Regions from separate parts of the Mus musculus genome. Here region 2 is linked to region 1. A link is a loop called in an ENCODE intact Hi-C map of the cell type or tissue named here. Cell type or tissue: heart. All regions are shown on one strand. Each heading gives the region's core, and the rest is flanking DNA. Links, peaks and the distances in the headings are about the cores only.

Region 1 (4,393 bases), core at 85-4,084:
TTCTTCTTCTTCTTCTTCTTCTTCTTCTTCTTCTTCTTCTTCTTCTTCTTCTTCTTCTTCTCCTCCTCCTTCTCCTTCTCCTTCTCCTTCTCCTTCTCCTTCTCCTTCTCCTTTCTCCTTCTCCCTCTCCCTCTCCCTCTCCCTCTCCCTCCCCCTCCCCCTCCCCCTCCTCTTCCCCCCTCCCCCTCCCCTTCCCCTTCTCCTCTCCTCTCCTCTCCTCCTACTCCTCTTCCTCCTCCTCCTCCTCCTCCTTCTTCTCTTGCTTTTTTTTCCCCCCAAGACAAGGTCTCACTATATAACACTGGTTGTCTTGTAGCTCATGATATTGATCCAGCTGGCCTTGAACTCACAAAGCTCCTCCTACTTCTGCTTCCCATCTGCTGGGATTAAAGGCATATGCCACTACATCTGGCTTGTGTATCTTATGCCAAAGTGTTTAAACATAAGTGGTAGAACCAATAACCAATAGCACTGAACCTGGCTAGGAGTCTGGCATAAGATAATTCTTCCTTTTGTATTTAACTCATGAACTACGTTGTGCCTTCTAACCAAGATTTTAATAGGTGATGACTCGAGAAGCCAGAAACTGACAGCAATTAAACAGATATGAAGGCCACACTTGATTTTGGACTTAAATCAATGAGATTTATCAAAAAAAAATTACTTTTATGAGATGGCAGAAAATGCATTTCAGAGGAATTCAGTAAATTGAAGCTGATTCAATTAAAAAACACCCCATTTGTTCACAAGATCCACTGATGGTTTAGAATTTACTTCTGGTGGTTTGAGTTGTCATTGCCCCTTTGCAGATATTTCCATAAATACCCTCCTCACCGCCAGGATCTCTCTGCTTTACAAACAAGGTTCGGTTCATTTTTCTTTGGTCGAGGGTTCTGGCCAGCTTCAGCCAGCTATGGCTGCATGTTCACTGTTTACATCAGTCATCGTCTGTGTTGTTTTTAGTTTGTTCTTCAAATTTTCCACATTTTTTTTTTTTTAGTTTTAACACCACCCCTTTATTATAATGATGCCCTGCCCTTTTTCTGTGTTTGCAGTATTTAAAGACTTTCTGTTTTCAAGGGATGAAAAGCAAGCACTCAGTTGCTGCTGAGGAGAGCGTGTGGAGGGGACACTAGAGCATCTCTAAAACACGTCGAAGATGGAAGGAAAATAAGAACCGTGGAGTCAGCAGGTCCCTGGCTCTGCTTTCTTAGGCTCATCCATTCTGCTCTGTGTTTTCTGTTCCCAACCTTTCTTACGGCTGCTCTACGGCCCCTTATTGGTTGCTTTCTTACGGCTGCTCTACGGCCCCTTATTGGTTGCTTTTGCTGGAACGGGTCCAACCCTCCTGCCCGTATTCTAAACCTACCAGCGTTATTTTAATATCTCAATTAATAAGGCTAATTTCTGGACCTCCAGGCCAGAGAAGTCCAATTTCCTTAAATTATGAGTGAGCTCTTCGTAGGGTAGCTATTTTTTTTTGCATTACGGTAGGAAATGGGTGCCATTTGGCCTAAGCAGGTCTCTTTGAAGTGGGTGTGAACATTAGGTAATGATAGGCATCTCAAGTACTCCTGCAGCATCCTACTCAGTGGCGAGGGTAGAAAACTGAAACAGATATGGCAACCTGTCAGTGCTCACAATTATGTGCTTCCTTTTAAACTAAGAATTCCACATCGTTTCTTTCAGTGCACTGGCTTTCAAGGCTGCCTCTGTACCAGGGTAGGAAGCCAGAAATGATTTTCCCCCCCAATCATATAAAGTTCTCAGTAGCTAAATAAAATGCTTAGATCTCTTAGAGGCAATATTCAAAAGGAAAGCCTTTCTTTCATATGCTTTTTGCTTTATCGGAGCTCATATTTATGAATAAAGCCAACCCATGGGCCAGTCAATTAACCAACGAACTAAAACCCAACTCTGGTTACTATAACTACGTTTCACATACTTTCAGCATGGCGCATCATAATATTATTTAGTTTCTTAGCAGGCACTTAATCATGCTTATAGACCAGTCTAGGAACGTTTGTTTATTTATGTATTGATTTATTTTTAAGAAAGCTTTTCATACATACTGTATCTTTGGCCTTTGATAGTAACTGTTACGCATTTCAAAAGTAAAAATCATTTTACGGGCTGAAGAGACCACTCAGAGGTTAAGAGTACCTGCTGTGCCGGGCAGTGGTGTTGCATGCTTTTAATCCCAGCATTTGGGAGGCAGAGGCAGGCAGATTTCTGAGTTCAAGGCCAGCCTGGTCTACAGAGTGAGTTCCAGGACAGCCAGGGCTACACAGAGAAACACTGTCTCGAAAAGCAAACAAAAACAACAAAACAAACCAACCAACCAAACAAAAGAGTACCTGCTGCTCTTTCAGAATTTGCTCAATACCAATATGGTAGCTGTCTCTAACTCCAGTTGTAGGGGATTTGACACCCTCTTCTGGCCTCCGTGGGTACTGCAGGCATGTGGTGCACATACATATATGCAGGTAAAAACATTGACACACATAAACTAAAAGTAAATTAGTGTTTAAAAATTCATTTTGCTAGTCTTTGGAGAAATATATTTAGTGTCTTCTCTTCCTCCCCTCCCCTCTGTTTTTAATGCTGGAAATAGAATTTAGGGCCCTGTCCATCTTTGTTAAATACTGAACTACATTCCCAGGCTAAATCACTTGCTATTGTCACAGAGTACATAAAAACCAGCTTGTAGGATTGCCGTTTTCCAAGTCTGATCTATTTCCTCTTTCTTGCTTTTAGGATCCTTTTAGGATTTCCCCAGTGAACACAGATATACATCTGATAATTTTGATTTTTGTCTATTGACTGCAGAGATACAATAGCTCCTGAGCAGCCCTCTCCTTTCTCCTTCTTAATAACCATGCATCCTTGAGGAAGTTCTGTCTGTACAACGTGCCTCAGTTTCCTCACACACACAATGGGATAGTCAGACCTCAGTACCTGGGAAGCAGGCTGTGACGATGAAGTAGAATCATACATGGGAAAGGGCTTTGTAAACGGAAAGGCAGCACAGAGCTCTAAGGGGGTATTATCATTTATTTTACAAGCCAACAGAAATCAAAGCTCTGGTTTCACAGCCAGGAGGATTTTTCTGTCACAGATCTAATTCTTAAAGCTCGGCTTTGCCTAGTTAATGAATACTCTCGAAATAAAGATCCCTTTTACTGCTTTGATTTTTTTGGTCACTTCCCTTTACTCTGATTCAAAGTCACATGGGGAGGTGCTCTTATAAAGCCATTGTTTAATTTAGAGTCTTCATACTGCGCGTGTGTCCGGCTATTCTCCTGTCTCAGTCTCAGAGGAGCCTTTGAGGGCAGACCTTGTTTCTTTCCCTTACGTATAGTTTGGCAACAAACGAGGTGTTTTGAATGGGGATGTAACCTGTCACCTCACGGAAAGAGCACATCCTGCTCTGAAGGGGTGGCCTCGGTGCCAGTGGAGGACCGTGCTGGTGTTTTGACTTGTGACTCAGGCAGGAGCTGTGGAATTGCCTTGCTGTACCGCGGCACAATGACCCTGGGAGAAGTTCCCAGACGGAGCAGAGCTCTTCTCTTCAGCCACCAGGACTTTGAGTCTTACTGTTGTCTAGTTGGTGTTTAGGACAGGACACTGAGCCTAAAACTTTCCACATTTATAAGCAGGGAAAGTATAAAACATACTTAAAAGTCACTGATATAAGCAGATCTGCTTTGATTATTAATCTTCAACGCAGAGTGGGTTTGCTTTCCATAAGTCTCTCTAAATAAGTTTTCAGTGGAGATAACTGTTTCAGGGTTTTGGGTATAAATATCACCATATCTATCTATCTATCTATCTATCTATCTATCTATCTATCTATCTATCTATCTACCTGTGTGTGTATACACATATCCATATATACACACACATATATATTATATGTATATGTGTATACACACACACACACATATATATATATATATACATATACACACATATTTTATGTGTATATATACATATATACACATGTGTTTTATATACCACATGTAGACATTTATGTTATCTCTCTAGATGTATATATGTTTATACATATATATGCATACTTACACATGTAATATATACATCTATTATATATACATATATAAACATAATATTTTTATTGATTCTTTGGGAATTTCACATCATGTACCCCATCACACTCAGTTCCCAGTCCTTCCATATCTGCCTACCCAACCTTGTGACGTGCCACACCCAAAGAAAATAAATATTAAAATAAGAATAAGTTTAATTGCTTTATCTATGTACTCAGTGGAGCAAACTCACACTCTCAGTGGCCTGCCAATTCAATAGAGCTGAGTTGCTCCCCTCCTGGACTCCTGCCGGAAGCCGTCACTTGTGGAGAGCTGACTTCAGCATC
Region 2 (4,393 bases), core at 108-4,107, 120 kb before region 1:
GCTACCTTCTTCACAGACTCAAGGTCTCATGGACCTCGGGACAAGCCTTTCACTATGGTGGTGTTAAGGAACGCTTACTTGGCACTGTTATTTAATGGCAATACTCAAAAGGTACAGCATCATCAGCTCCATTGCAAACAGCTGGGAGTTAAGGGCCGCCCTCATCCCTGTACCAAATCATCTCGCCTCCTTATTTCTGCTCCTCCTCACTGTTACACGGAGGCGAAGCAGCTCCCCTATCTGTCCCACCTCTCCATGGAGTTACTTGAAATAACGGTACTCCATAGGCCTTGAGTCATGAGCAAATTCTCTCCATGCCATTCACCTAATCCCCTCGAGGTGCTCGTCTTTGACTTGTTATCAGTAATGATGTGGGGGTGGGGTGGGGTGGGGGTGGGTGCTTACCCCATTTTCAGATCTGGGGCCTTCTGTGTCTTTTTTCTTTTGGTAGTTGCTTCCATCTTCCTGTCCCCTCCTGCCGCACCCCCAGGAAATGCACTTTTCTTTCTTTCTTTTTGGTTCTGCTAAAAGACAGAAGCTCGAGCGAGGCTCTGCCTTCTCAGTGTGGGCGGCGCTGCCTTTCTCAGAACCGCACACTTATCCTCCAGCCGCCTCCAAAGGCTTTATCAGGAGACATGGTGACTTCTCTCCTAAATTACACAGATAGGTTTAAAAATAGGGTTCAGGGTTTCCTTGTCAGGAGAGCTGTCAGCCGGCCCACTTTTGACACCCTTTCTCCCTCCCTTTGTTGGTACACGTCAAAGCATTTTTATTTTTATTTGAGAAGTGTTCTGCTTAAGTTTTCTGGAGCCTTTAAATTACCAGAAACGTTAGTGGGGGTGGGGGTGGGGGTGGGGGTCTGGAGAGGGATGGGGGGTGCTTAAAATGATTCTTCTTCCTGACTTAAAATCTTGAGCAATTTGATTTTCTGTGCCTTCCTGTCTTTGCATGCACATTGTCAGCATGAAAATGAATTGTAGAAATCTATTTTGGTGGAGGCAAGAGCCCTGATGTACAGAGCTCTGCTTTGTGTCAAGGCAGGGATACGTTTTTAGGGCATAAAGTGGATTTGGTATGACTAACTGTGCATAGTGAAAATGGCAGAGGCCGTGAAAGATGAACTGAACAAGAGAAGAAAACCACACAACAACATACCCTGTAAGTAGAAACAAATTAGCCATAGTAATAGCAACTAGACCCCACCACACATGCTCGTAGTGGCACAGAGAATGGCCTGCCTCTTGGTAGAAGTTCTTTTGTTAATTCTTTCCCTCCAGAAAACAGAATTTGGGGCAACATCTTGTTCTTTGTGTGGGGGAATGTAAAACCCTCCTTCCCCCGCCCCCTGTAACCTTTTGCTTTCTCCATTCCTTTCCTCTTATCTGTGCTTTTCCGTTCCTCCCTTATATGGCCATGGCCGGCTGCCCTCGGAAGTCCAGGAATTTGAATGTTATGTGAAAGGGTAATGCTAATTGGGCCCAGTAACATTCATGTCGCCTGGGAGATGTATGGGGGTCACCAAGTGAGAGACCAGCGAGTATCCACATCTGCTGTGAGGCTTTTCATTGCTTTCTCTCCAAACACCAGTCTTAGCTAATGGCCCCAAGCCCTGCTGGCCCGTTCCCCTACCCGGGGCCAACTGTTGCCTTAATGATCAGGGCAAAGATTTCCTTAATATTTCAGCACTGGAAAAAAAAAAGAGAGGTGTGCATTTATAATCTCATGTATTGCACCCAGAAGAAGGTGCGAGAGAGAAGGGCAGGTATTATTATATCATGTCCACTTTGCAACCGAAGAACTGGAGGCTTTAGTTCCTAGTTATTGCTCGTGATGGCGCTCATTAAAGGCAGAATCCGCTTCCCCTCTCCCAGCCACAGGCTCCTTGGCGCCCTGTTTGGGTGGATTTCCTTAAACAAAATACTTCCTGACTTTTGGACATCAGGCCCCATTTGTGGATCCCAGTGAGAGATAATTTTGTCGTCTGAAAGCTCATTCAGATTTATGTCTCATATTAAGTAGGCTTTCCTTATCTCAATCTAAGTGACTTCATACTTTATAAAGTATGTTGGCTTCATTAGTGGGTATTTGTACTGACCTAGTTTTGAGTAGGGAGAAGTGAGCAAAATAGAACAAAATTTTCACAGCGCTCCATTCCTGCGGAGGAGATCTAGAATAAGCGGGAAGTTACAATATGCATGGAAATGAAAAGCGAGAAGAGAGGGGTTACCCTAGATTAAGAGATGTGGAGGTCCCCTTATCCTATTCAAAGTGAATAGGATAAGGGGATAGGTAGGGTGGGTGGGTGGGGTCAAAGCTGCTTTCAGGAAGGGTGCCCCGGGGTAGGGGAATGCATAGCAGATTAGAAGAAATGACTTAGGGTAGCCTGGCCAGAGCCACGGAGGAGGGAAGGCGGGTGAGCAGGGGAGGTGTTGGAGAGGCAGAAGCACGGTGAGAATTTTGGCTTTAATCCAGAGGGAGATAAGATTCGCTCGGAGGGCATTGAGCGTGGGATGCTGGTGTCAAAAGGAACGGCCAGACAAATGTCTGTATCCCGCTGAGCTACGGCCCAGTTTTGACCTCGTTCGTTCCTCACCAGGGGCGGATACCTAACTTGCGTGGCCCACTTTGAAAATAGAATCCAGCGCCTCTTGTTCAAACAGCGGGAAAGAAGACACGGTTAAAAGGCAGGGAACATACGGCGCTTCCTTTCTCTCCCCAGCCTCACCTTCAACCTGCAACGGTGGTTTCAATTTGCCATTTCCCGGAGATCTAAGTAAAGAAGACCTTAGCATGGATTTTACTGTTCATCTTTGCATAGACTCAAGGCCAGTTTTCAATGCAAATATAAGTGGGGACATTTTGATAGACACGTTTCCTGTGTGCATTTTGTTTGTACCTGGAGAGTAGAAACGCTATTTAAAAAAAAAAAAAAAAAGGGCACAGCCCATTCCCCCACCCCCGGAAATGCAAACTCCTACTAACCTTGTACCTTTTATGTGACGATAAGTAAGGAGGACCTAGAAGGAAGAGAAATTATTGGTTGTATGTTCTTCATCTATTTTCCCCCCTAGGTCATTTGGGGAGGGGGGTCATCTGTTGATAATAACAAGGAAGCATTTGGACTAACATAGGATCTGATAGGACAAACAGCAAGCGCCTGCTATTGCTGAAAGAGTTCTGCGGAATGGAAGATGTTCTCTCTCTCTCTCTCTCTCTCTCTCTCTCTCTCTCTCTCTCTCTCTCTCTCTCTTTTTCGAAACAGGGTTTCTCTGTATAGCTCTGGCTGTCCAGGAACTGGAACTCACTCTGTAGACCAGGCTGGCCTCGAACTCAGAAATCTGCCTGCTTCTGTCTCCCAAGTGCTGGGATTAAAGGCGTGTCCCACCACGCCCGGCTAGATGCAGTCTCTTGATGTAGTCACTACTCCTGCCTAGCCAACAGATGAAACGTGACTCGGGACTCTGGCCTCCAGTCTATCCTAGATGTACAGGATTTCTGTGCTTCTAGGACAAGACAGGGCAATGCCCTCGGGAAGGCGGTGGTCGCACAAGGTGGGCGTGCAGAGGCTGAGGACTTCCCGTGCTCCTGCATGTGGCTCCTTATCTCGGTGGACTTGGAAAGACAAAATATGAGGTTACCAAGAATTCTGGATCGATGACATCAAACTGTGGGAGCCATGTTTGCCTCGTCTGTGGTCAGCACAAGCTGCACACCCACACAGCTGACCCCGTTCAACCCGCGTTCTTGGGAGAATTAGCATGGCCATTGTGGCAGATGTTAGAGGGCTGAATGGATAAAATAAATAAACCTACTGCCTTGGGCACATCCTGAAACCTTGGTTACAATTTGCACTGCCAGCAAAGAGGGGTTTTAGACTCTGGTTAAGAAACTGGTACTTGCTTTGAATGGGGGTGGGTTTTTTTTTTTTTTTTTCCTTTTCCTTTTTACTTAATTGGAGATTCATGAGGATCACTGTGCGATAGCTCACAGGTTCTGCCTCTGCTGGGCTGTCTCAGAACCAGAATCCTAGAGGGTGAAGAAGAGACTGCATGCTTTAGAGGACTAGATCAGGTCGGGAGTGGATGAAGAAAGGAGCAGATAAGACAGTAGAGTTGCCATGTTGAGACCTAATTCCTGTGGAGGACTAAGAAACACCATTGGGCTCCAGAAAATGAATGTCAAAATCATATCATGGAAAATTTGATTGGAGCCCATTTCAATGTTAGCACTGTTGGCAAGGATACGGTTAAAGAGGCTATGCTACTAACATCAGGGAATAATTAAGGCCCAGTAATAGAGACATCATTGGGTATGAGCTTAAAAAATTTACTTAATTCTTACAGAAAGTGAGGGAAGGTTGATGACATAAAGATGATGTTCACATATGATGTGT

The links. A loop is a pair of places that touch in the nucleus more often than their neighbours do. Peaks named below come from ENCODE experiments on the same cell type or tissue, not always from the same donor. Only the 100,000 strongest peaks of a DNase experiment are listed, where the experiment ranks them.
Region 2: a loop joins it to region 1, with 1.8 times the contacts of the local background. A loop is called at or near these places in 1 of 42 quality-filtered maps.

Annotation. Positions count from the first base shown.
Region 1 is chr10:99,406,554-99,410,946 of GRCm38, forward strand. No RefSeq gene overlaps it. Among named protein-coding and RNA genes, the nearest start is that of Gm34983, 51 kb to the right of the region's middle. In heart, for the core only: a CTCF peak has its summit at 2,444 (motif pointing left); a DNase peak (open chromatin) is centred at 3,388; H3K27ac peaks cover 271 bases.
Region 2 is chr10:99,284,500-99,288,892 of GRCm38, forward strand. No RefSeq gene overlaps it. Among named protein-coding and RNA genes, the nearest start is that of Gm34921, 16 kb to the left of the region's middle. In heart, for the core only: a CTCF peak has its summit at 1,825; DNase peaks (open chromatin) are centred at 1,422 and 2,492; H3K4me3 peaks cover 2,039 bases; H3K27ac peaks cover 3,702 bases.